2 separate regions of the Homo sapiens genome follow, and region 1 is linked to region 2. Evidence: chromatin contacts called from ENCODE Hi-C or POLR2A ChIA-PET data. All regions are on one chromosome and are shown on one strand. The core of a region is the stretch at or near the end of the contact, and the rest is flanking DNA. Distances in the headings are between cores, read along the strand shown.

Region 1 (4,826 bases), core at 2,220-4,719, 250 kb after region 2:
ACAGACACTATCAGCTAAATGAAGCAAACTTTGAGTTAAGATAAGAAAAGTCACAAAATATACAATCCATTGCCCAAACCATGCTTCAAAACTATTTGTTGAATGACAGCTGTTTCTGCAAACACCAGAGTCTAACTCCCCAGTGAAAGAGAGAATGAATGCTTTAAATATTGCTTTGTACACTCCCCTCTTTGATCCTGTAGTATAAGGATACAAAAAAAGATATCCAGATGGATTACCATAAAAGTCTAGAAAAAATGCACTCCACCTCATCCCCATAACCCCCATAAAATTACCTAGAATATCAGGTCAGAAACTCTAAGGTAATTGGAAGCTGTTTAGAACAAACTGAAACATTCTAACCAAGAATTCTGATCATTAGAAATTGATTTCTTAGCATTAGTTGAACCTGTATCTCAGGATGAGGAAGATAAGACTGCTTCCAGAGTTTCCCACCGCCTGTATTTCTATTTTGTATATCATAATCTGAGTGTAGAATACTTTTAATCATATATTGAATAACAATATGTTTTCTGACAGATATAATTTGTTCTTTTATGTAAGTGTTTTGAGGACGCTTTCAATATTCTGACCTATGATTTCATTCTATTCAGGGACAGATACTCTTCCTACAGACTGAATCTCTGACCTTTACAGTGGAATTGAACAGTGTCATAGGATTCACTTAACAAAAGTGTTGCTGCAACACAAGCTTTAATGGAACCTTTCACTGAACGAGGGACACCTGTTTTAATGTTGTCTTGATTCTATTTGCTGATAGAAATGGAAGTAACAAAGATACAATAACTATGTCTGTACACAAATGAAACCAAGCCATTTCTCTTCAATGGAGACAGTCATAAAATGAAGGCAAAATTGAAACATTTCACCTTTTACTTTTCGGTAAAATTCTCCCCATACTTATGAAGACAACATTTCAATATTCTGCCAAAACTTACAATGGAGTCCATTCTCATCCCCTAATTAACCCCTCTTAAAGTCTTCCAGCATTCTTGAAGTCTCTGGAGCCGTGCTACTGCTTCCAAGTAGCTAATGTGCTGTTATTTTACAACACTCTGCCAGAGTTGCTTTTGCTCAAACAAGAATCCTACTGGCTTTACCATTTGGCTGCCTGTAGTATGTAAAAAGAAAAAAAAACCATAAACCAGATGGCGGAAATACAGAGTAATCTGTTTGGGAAGCCCAGGTTATAAATATGTGCATGTTGGGAAAGGGCAAAAAGTTGAGGTAAAGCAGCTGATGCAGCTTGCAGGCTAAGCTCCAGTCATGACCATTTTTAGACTAGTGCACTAAGAGATGTCTATATATTTATTTTCTATTATATTTTCCCTCTCCTGCTCAGGAAAAATCCACTGGGGTTAACTGTGGATACTTTCCCACACTGGAAACCAAACTGAATCCTGACTTGGAAGGTTTAGCCAATGTTTTATCTGCATAAAGACATATTCTTCTGCTGGGATGGGAAGGGGGGCAGTGAGGTGTTGGGACTGGGGCACATCATACAGTTACTCAACCTGCTCCTTCCTTCACCATTCCCCAATATATATAAGGATCTCTCCTTATCCCAACATCTACATCCAAGTGAACTAAGGTTAAAGTGAAAATAAAAGTTAAGCTTGAATGAACAGATGCTCTAAATCAGAGCTTGTGTGTGTGTTGGGGGCTGGGGAATGGGTAGGAGGGAGATGCAGTTAAGTAAGGAAGAATGAACCTTTACCTTTGTGCACACTTCTCTCTCTCTCTCTGTGTGTGTGTGTGTGTGTGTGTGTGTGTGTGTGTGTACAGGAGACCATTGCATTCATATGAATAGCAAGATCTTTCATGCTCCAGCTGTTGAATCACATCATTCTCTGCTTCTATGGTCTTCAAGAGTTGCAACCTGGCCACCATTGATTAGCTCAGGCTATAAAAAGATTCTCTTCAGTGATTGTACTGTTGTGCCTATGTGGTGTGCTTTTTAGGTACAGTAGACAGACAGTTAAATGGATGTGGCCTGCCTCCTTGAGATTCGTGCACTAGAACTAGCACCAACATTGCAGTCAGACCTTCTAAAAATCTACAAGCAACTGCACACCTTAGAACCCTGCCCTTACCACTCTAAGGAAGAAGCTTGAACACACTGTGCCGTAACTGTAGCACTCTCAGGCATATAGCCCACTGGGGGAAATGTTGATGACTCCGATCATTTCAGTTCTTCTCCAAGGGTTCCTGGGATCTCTCCCAAGCACTCTCAAAGACCTCTTCAGAATTCCCTTAGCTGCTTCCTGGGGCTTTCCTCTCCTCTCTTCTCATTACTCCTGACCTCCGCCACTGCCTGATGCTAGTGGCTGCAGCTACATTCCCATTTTTCTCTCATGACCTCAGCCATGCTGGTATAATCTCACCGGGTCTGCTCCCACAGCTGCTGCGTGAAGGTGAGGAGAGAATTCTCTTCCCACTGGCTTTATTCTTTATTGTTAAAGCACAAATGAGAGAGCCATGTGCTTTCAGACTCTTCCAGCACTCCTTTAATTGTTTCTATCTTTCAGCTTTTTGTGCTTTCCTCCTCTTCTTGGGGTTAATCACAAATGCTGAAGAGGTGCATTGGGACAGAATTCAAGGGTCAAGGCCAGGGTTACAGCTGTGGCCATTATCAGCCCTCTTATTTGAGCCTCCCACTAGGGTCCAATGGCCTCCACCTTCCCACCAGACAGGGTGTCCAGGGAGTGCTTATACGGTTTGCAGGACTCTTCCCTGGGAGTAGCCATAAGCTCAAAGAGCCTTTTCAAAAAGTTCTTTGTCCTCTGACATGCTCAGTTTTCAATGATCTTATAGTTTAAGCTGATGTTCTTGCATTCTTTCAATGTAAATACTCCTTACAGATGTTCCATGTTATTGTTGAGGGTTCACTGTGATTAAGAGACAGTCAGCCCTGCATAAAGTTACAGTACAAATTAATTATTTATGTTGGTAAATAATAAATGTTTATTCACATTAACTTTAAAAAATGGGGTATTGTCGTAACTTTAAAGTGTTTACAAAGACCAACTGTCTAAAATATCAAAAAAAAAAGAATAAAGTCAACGAGCAGCCTTTTAAGTTCTTAGGAGACTCTCCATAATCCTCTTAAAAACTTAAACAGGTACTCAAGACCCACAGCCATTTGGTGCTGGGTTCTTCTGCCTCTTGAATTATCTCAGCAAGATGAGCTCTTGCTCACCTTGGCTGAACTGTGTTCACCCAAAATTAATATGTTGAAGCTTTAACCCTTAATGTAACTGTATTTGGAGGTAGGACCTTTAAGAGGTAGTTAAGGTTAAATGCAGCCATGAGGGTGGGATCCCGAGCCAATAGAATTAGTCTCTTATAAGAAACACCAGAGGAGACTTCCTCTCCCCCCCCCTCCCCTCCCCTCCCCTCTTCCCATCTCCCTCTCCTTCTCTCTCTGCTCTGAGAGCCACAGAGGAAAGGCCATGTGAGGTCTCAGCAAGAAGGCCATAGTCTACAAACCAGAAAGGCAGCCCTTACCAGAGACCAACCCTGCCAGACCTTGATCATGGACTCCTAGCCTCCAGAACTGTGAGAAAATTAATTTCTGTTGTTTAAGTCTATGGTATTTCATTTTGGTAGCTCGAGGAGATGAATACAAGCCCATCAGTATGTATCTAGTGTCTGCTTCAAACAGGCTAAACAAATCTACATTTCTTCCTTTGAAGGAAGAGAAGCACAAAATCACATTCCAAGCTATCTTCATAAAAAGCAGCTGAAGAAAGGTAGCATGGGTGAGGTGGGGTATAAAAGACATTTAATGGGCCGGGTGCGGTGGTTCATGCCTGTAATTGCAGCACTTTGGGAGGCCGAGGCGGGTGGATCACGAGGTCAGGAGATTGAGACCTTCCTGGCTAACACGGTGAAATCCCGTCTGTACTGAAAATACAAAAGATTAGCTGGGCCCGGTGGCAGGCGCCTGTAGTCCCAGCTACTCGGGAGGCTGAGGCAGGAGAATGGCATGAACCCTGGAGGCGGAGCTTGCCGTGAGCCGAGATGGCGCCACTGCACTCCAGCCTGGGGACAGAGCGAGACTCCGTCTCAAAAAAAAAAAAAAAAAAAATACATTTAATGTAAAGCCCTAATCAGAGGCAACGTGTAAAAGCAGAGAAAGCCAGATATCTTGGAGTAGGGAGAAAAAAAGGTAATTTATCAAGCCCCATAAATGTTCATTTTAGAGCCAAATGCAAGTCTTTTTTGTCTGAGAACTATTTCTTGTTTACAGAATGAAGTCTGCCCTATCTTGCAGTTCATTTATAGCTACAGATTTGGGAACTGTAGGAGAATTTTCAAGGCAGGCTTTTTCTACTTTTCTTGCAAGTCTTTCCACCCTAGTTTAAAAGAACACAGAAGTCTTTCAGGCCTTTACCCATGTAAGAACAGAAGAATCTCTTTGGTAAAGAATTGGGTAATTGTCTCTGTTATATCTCCGGTGTTTCTTATAAGAGACTAATTCTATTGGCTCAGGATCCCACCCTCATGGCTGCATTTAACCTTAATTACCCCTTAAAGGTCCTCCCTCCAAATACAGTTACATTAAGGTCCTTTGCCATCATGTTTCATGCCTGGATTCTTCAGTCTTTGTAGGACAGTCCCTTCCCTGTGTGGAAAGCCATATATACTATTTTATTTGTGTAACTTTATCTTTCCATATGTAGATAAATTACAAATCTGTGTTTTCATCTCCATTCTTCTAAGTTTAAGCTTCATAAGTCCAAGAGTTTCCTAGATATTTCTAATAGACTATCACATGTTAGCCATCTCACACATCCCATGTC
Region 2 (4,762 bases), core at 1,094-3,593:
TTCACTAAGCAGTACAATAAATACATTAATAAACATAAAGAAAATCTTTATGGATTTTAGTACAACTTGTGAATTTAGAAACAGGTTGTGACTCTCCTCTGGGAAAATTCCTATGATGACCTCTCATGTTCCTTGGGGCAATGAGCCTCAGTTCTTAGAGGTATCTGCCTTTCTTTGAACACATACTGCTCCTCTCCAGATATCTGCATAGCTCACATCTTCACTCCTAGAAATCTTAGCTGAAATGTCAGTCATCTTCTCAATGAGGTCTACTGTCACCACTTTTTATTTTATTTTTTGATATAGGGTCTTTCTCTGTTGCTCAGGCTGGAGTGCAGTGGTATGATCTCAACTCACTACAACCTCAACCTCTTGGGTTCAAGTGATCCTCCCACCTCAGCCTCCTGAGTAACCGGGACCACAGGAGCACATTACCACGCCTGACTAATTTTTGTATTTTTTGTAGAGAAGGGGTTTCACTATGTTGCCCAGGCTGGTATTGAACTCCTGAGCTCGAGGAAGCTGCCAGCTTCAGCCTCCCAAAATGATGAGATTATAGGCATGAGCCATCCTGCCTGGCCCCTCATCGCTTTATTTAAGAAGACAAGCTACCTTAGTCCCCAACTCCAGCTTCCTAACTCTTGACTCCCTTAGCCTACTAAATTTTCTCTTTCTTCCCTAGCACATAACATGTTTTAGCTTGTAGAAGAACTTTCTCATTTATTATCTTTATTGTTTATTGAGCCTCCCCCCAGCCCCAGGAGAATGTAATCCAGGAGGGCCTGGATCCATCTCTTTTATTCATGGATATATTGCAAGTACCAAGAAGTGCATCTGTTCAGTAAAGCCTGAATGAATGAACTAACAGACAACAAAAAATATTTGTTGAATGACTAGAGGGTAACTTAACTTTTTCTCAGATAATTCAGTATTTATAAGAAAGTTTAAGAAATGCTTTTGATTAAACTATTCTCATTATCTTAAAGTTAATAACGATCAACTCTAGATCTTTTTAAAAACTGTGCTCATTTTATTATCTGTCCTGCCTTCCTAATTTTCACCTAAAGATGTAAAACTAAATATACTATTTGTTCACTTTGCAAGTACAAAAAAAAACTCAAATATGAAAAATTTGACTTCTAATTTTTGGTGACTGTCAGATGCAAAGAGAATGTGCTGCCATCTTCCTCTGTCCCACTTGTTTTCACACACAAGGCAATCCAAGCACTAAGTTGCCATTTGTGTGCTCAGGACTGCTCTGCTGATAAGTGGTTGGGATTTGGAAGAGACACCTAAATACCGATGGTTGACCTCCCAGCACATTCTTGTTGGACTCTATCACACTACCCTATCAACCTGGTTAGTGTGTTATGCATGTCACTCTACTAGTGACAATAGGGGAATTTATTCCTTAAATCTCATGAATGTCTTTTCTCCTTCTTCTCTTCTTATATCATCTCCCAGACAAAGCTGGAGTTCAGGTGAACTGCAAAGTGGTGTGAGAGCTCCTGCTATGGTGGTCCAGCTCTCATCTGGCACTTCTGCTTGATAAGCTCAGAGCAGTTCTTTTAGACTGCCTCTTGTAGGCACGCTTGAAAAACAACCCAGTTAGCATTCCCCTAGCCTTCATCTATGATTTCACTGGGAAACTATGCATTAGATACTTTGGAAATAAATATACACAAGAAATTACAACTCAGTTTGAATGACCCTCTACCTTGGAATGTCTAGAACTGTGAGTTATAAGGCCAAGAAATATGTCCAGGCCTGCTGGCTCAAAAAGTTGCTATTCCTTATATGGAATCTGGACAGACAGGGAAGCTGAAGTTGTATAAACTAAACGGAGATTTTTTTTTTTCCCAGCCACTTACGTGCCTCATCCTTGACCTATTTCATTTATAGGTTCCTTTAAGATATGATGCCTTGAGAGTTCGTTGCCTTCTTGCCAGTCTTCCAACAACAATTTTAAGAACAGCCAGTGCTTTACATGGACTTTAATTATATTGGAAAATCCAAGGAAAGGACCAGAAAGGCCATGAGTGTGGTGATGCAATTATATCAGTAGAAGGTTAGACCTGCTAACAGTGAGGGGATCCGGCTAGAGCAACCCAAGTACAGTCGATTCATTACTGTTGGAAATTTTTAAATGCAGACATTCAGAAATGTTTAGTCTGGTTTTCAGTAAGGAAGAAGGGCAAGTAGATTCAAACAAGGACCCGCATGCTGCACAATAAGTACTTTTTTTACTCTATTTCCTTGATAATGGAGAAAATGAAACAACAAGCTATGAACTTAAAGCTAGAAGGAGAAATTCTATTCTTTAATAGGAGTAGTTATTTTTTCTTACACAATCTAGAATAGGGACATTTCGCAATCTTGGCTTACACAGAATATTTTAAAGTAAGTAATTCAGAACACTCAAAGTACGTTTGCTTTCGCTAATCCTTGTCAGCAGTTCTGAAGTCTTTCTAGGTTCAAATCCCAGCTATACCATTAACCAGGATAAGTTTCTTACGCTCTCTAAACTTCAGTTTTCTCACTTAGAAAATGAGGATTAAAAATAGTACCTACTGTACAGAATAGTTGGAAGAGTTTAAGAAGTTAAGACAACATAAATAAGAGACTGATGAGTACTTAGTGTCGCATAAATAGAAACAATTATTACTCTCACTAGCCATGTTTATTGATTGAATGGAGCTTTAGAAAAGTAGAAAGTAGATCATAAAAAAGTCCCGTACGTAATGAAAAGTGGCCCCCTGAGTCTGAACACACTGCCTTGTTACTCAAAATTTCTTCTTTTCTAGACTTAGGTGTATATTTTCAGTAGAAGTGGGGAAGAATGACAATTAACTAAACAATCCAAAGGAAGTGCTGGATCTTTGCATTTGTTATTGCAATTTTTCAGATGAAAGCTTGGGTTTCCTAGATGCTTAAATTACAGTACGATCTCACACTTGTACTTCATGAGGTTGCATTGGGATGTAGATATTTACGGATTGACCTACAGACTAAAAAACAAAGCAAAGAATCAAACAAAACAAAAACCGACAAAATATTCTTCTTCTTAAAGCCTGGATGATGATATTAACTTATACTGCTTTCATTTCAAGGCTTTTTTTTTCAAAGTGCGGAGTCGCCGAAGAGCGGACTTCACTTAGGGTACCCGGAAAGCACATGGAAGCGAGCCCACTCACTCATGTGAAAGAGAAACGCTCACCTTTGAGAAACATATTAGAATTCCAAAATGAGTAAATCTGAGAGAAGATGTTTTAGTTGTAGCACACATATTAGTTTTGTGATTTAAGACTGGTGTTTTTATTTTAAATGCACAGCAGGAGGGAAAGGTGGGGCCTTAAGCGTTTCTGTGCTTAGCGCCTCTGCAGGCCTGATCTAGCCCTGGTCTTGTAGATGATTGTAATACTTTTATAGCTATTCAGGTATTTTGTCACCAAAATAAATATATAGTTTATATTTAGGCAAGGCTAAAGGAGGGAATCTCAAATTTGTTTACAAGCTCAGTAATGGAAATAGAATGAGTACCAAATATTTCTATATCACTTGAAAACACCATTCATTGTTAGAGGCTCTGATATAATTTAGGCTCTGGGTAATTTTGATTTTGATAAACCTGATTTTCTAGTTTTTAAAATCTCTAATCGCCAAGCATCTAGTTTTTTCTCATTAGAGAAGCTAATGCTCTCATAATACTTAATATTCTCCATTTTCAGCAAAGCTAGCTTTAAATATTTCCTAATGCTAATGCCTGATTTGTCTAAGCATTTTAGCTAAATCTAATCTTTTATTACTGTTGATGCTCATCTCTATTTTCAGATGGTTAATTTGCTGACTTTCTGCAAAGTTCAGTTTTTGTTACATGTCTGATCAAGCTTAACAATAATTTCCTATATTAGCCAAAGGAATGTTTGTTTATGAGCTTAGAGTCATATTTATTAACATCCATGATTAACTGAAAATTGCCCCATGTGGTATTTCAATCCACAAATGTGTTTTGATTAGAAAAGGGACAATTATTCCATTTGCATTTGATTCTAACACAAATGGTATAATTTTCAGCTCTCTTAGTCAAACAGTTAGTAGTGAAGAAAAGAAAAGGTAAGGCCTTAGAAAGACTCCCATTATGGCTGCGGCTTTCTTATCACTTAGACCCTAGTATAATTTTGTTTTTGGTAGCACATTTCTATGAAATAGTTAGTATTGATAATTACCTTAATTGTTCATATACTCTATAAAGTATCACTGGGGCATTATCTATTATGTCGCCTGACATTGATTATTGTGTACTTTCGAACATATTTCATCCTCTTTAGGATTGGATGTCTGACTATTTAGATTTAATACTTGACAAATATTATGCATGTAGAAATCCAGTAAATAAGAAAAAATATATTTTGAGGAGGTGATTTATGTTCTCTTTAATTCCAAGTACTTTCTCTGACGCTTTCATGACCTGATCTAAATCTCCAAGTTCACTTTTTTTATCCAGTAGAATAGAATTTAGCTTCTCACGGACTGCTTGGGCACATGGCAAGGGATTCTTTCTGAGAGTCTGATGCCACTGGAATCTGGAATCTGACTTTTTGAAGTTCTGCCCGAATGGTTAGTAGCTCAGGGTGGTCTTTAGAAGCTGTAGTCCCAGCATAGAGTCTCATGGATCCCCGAGGCATGACTGGTCTGGTTAGCCTCTCCAGAACTGCTGATACAGGAGTCACCTCCTTGGAACTGTTTGTGGACCCAGTCACTT

The links. Hi-C counts contacts between places; a loop is a spot of excess contacts on that map. ChIA-PET counts read pairs that join two places held with the same protein, here RNA polymerase II (POLR2A). Pooled maps may share reads with other maps.
Region 1: a loop to region 2 is called in a map of DLD1, with 4 times the contacts of the local background. The contact joins the promoter of LINC01828 here to the enhancer-like site in region 2. A Hi-C loop is called at or near these places in 1 of 168 maps with a recorded cell type or tissue (DLD1) and 1 of 50 pooled maps. POLR2A ChIA-PET finds 5 or more read pairs at or near these places in 1 of 52 experiments (H1).

Annotation. Positions count from the first base shown.
Region 1 is chr2:67,082,977-67,087,802 of GRCh38, forward strand. It overlaps LINC01828 (long intergenic non-protein coding RNA 1828), which reads left to right and starts at 3,470. Exons shown (of 5, transcript NR_110564.1): 1 at 3,470-3,579.
Region 2 is chr2:66,838,433-66,843,194 of GRCh38, forward strand. No RefSeq gene overlaps it. Among named protein-coding and RNA genes, the nearest start is that of LINC01799, 64 kb to the right of the region's middle. Within about 2 kb of position 2,344, at least 6 of the 41 ENCODE cell types and tissues checked have a DNase peak (open chromatin) inside an H3K27ac peak, as active enhancers do.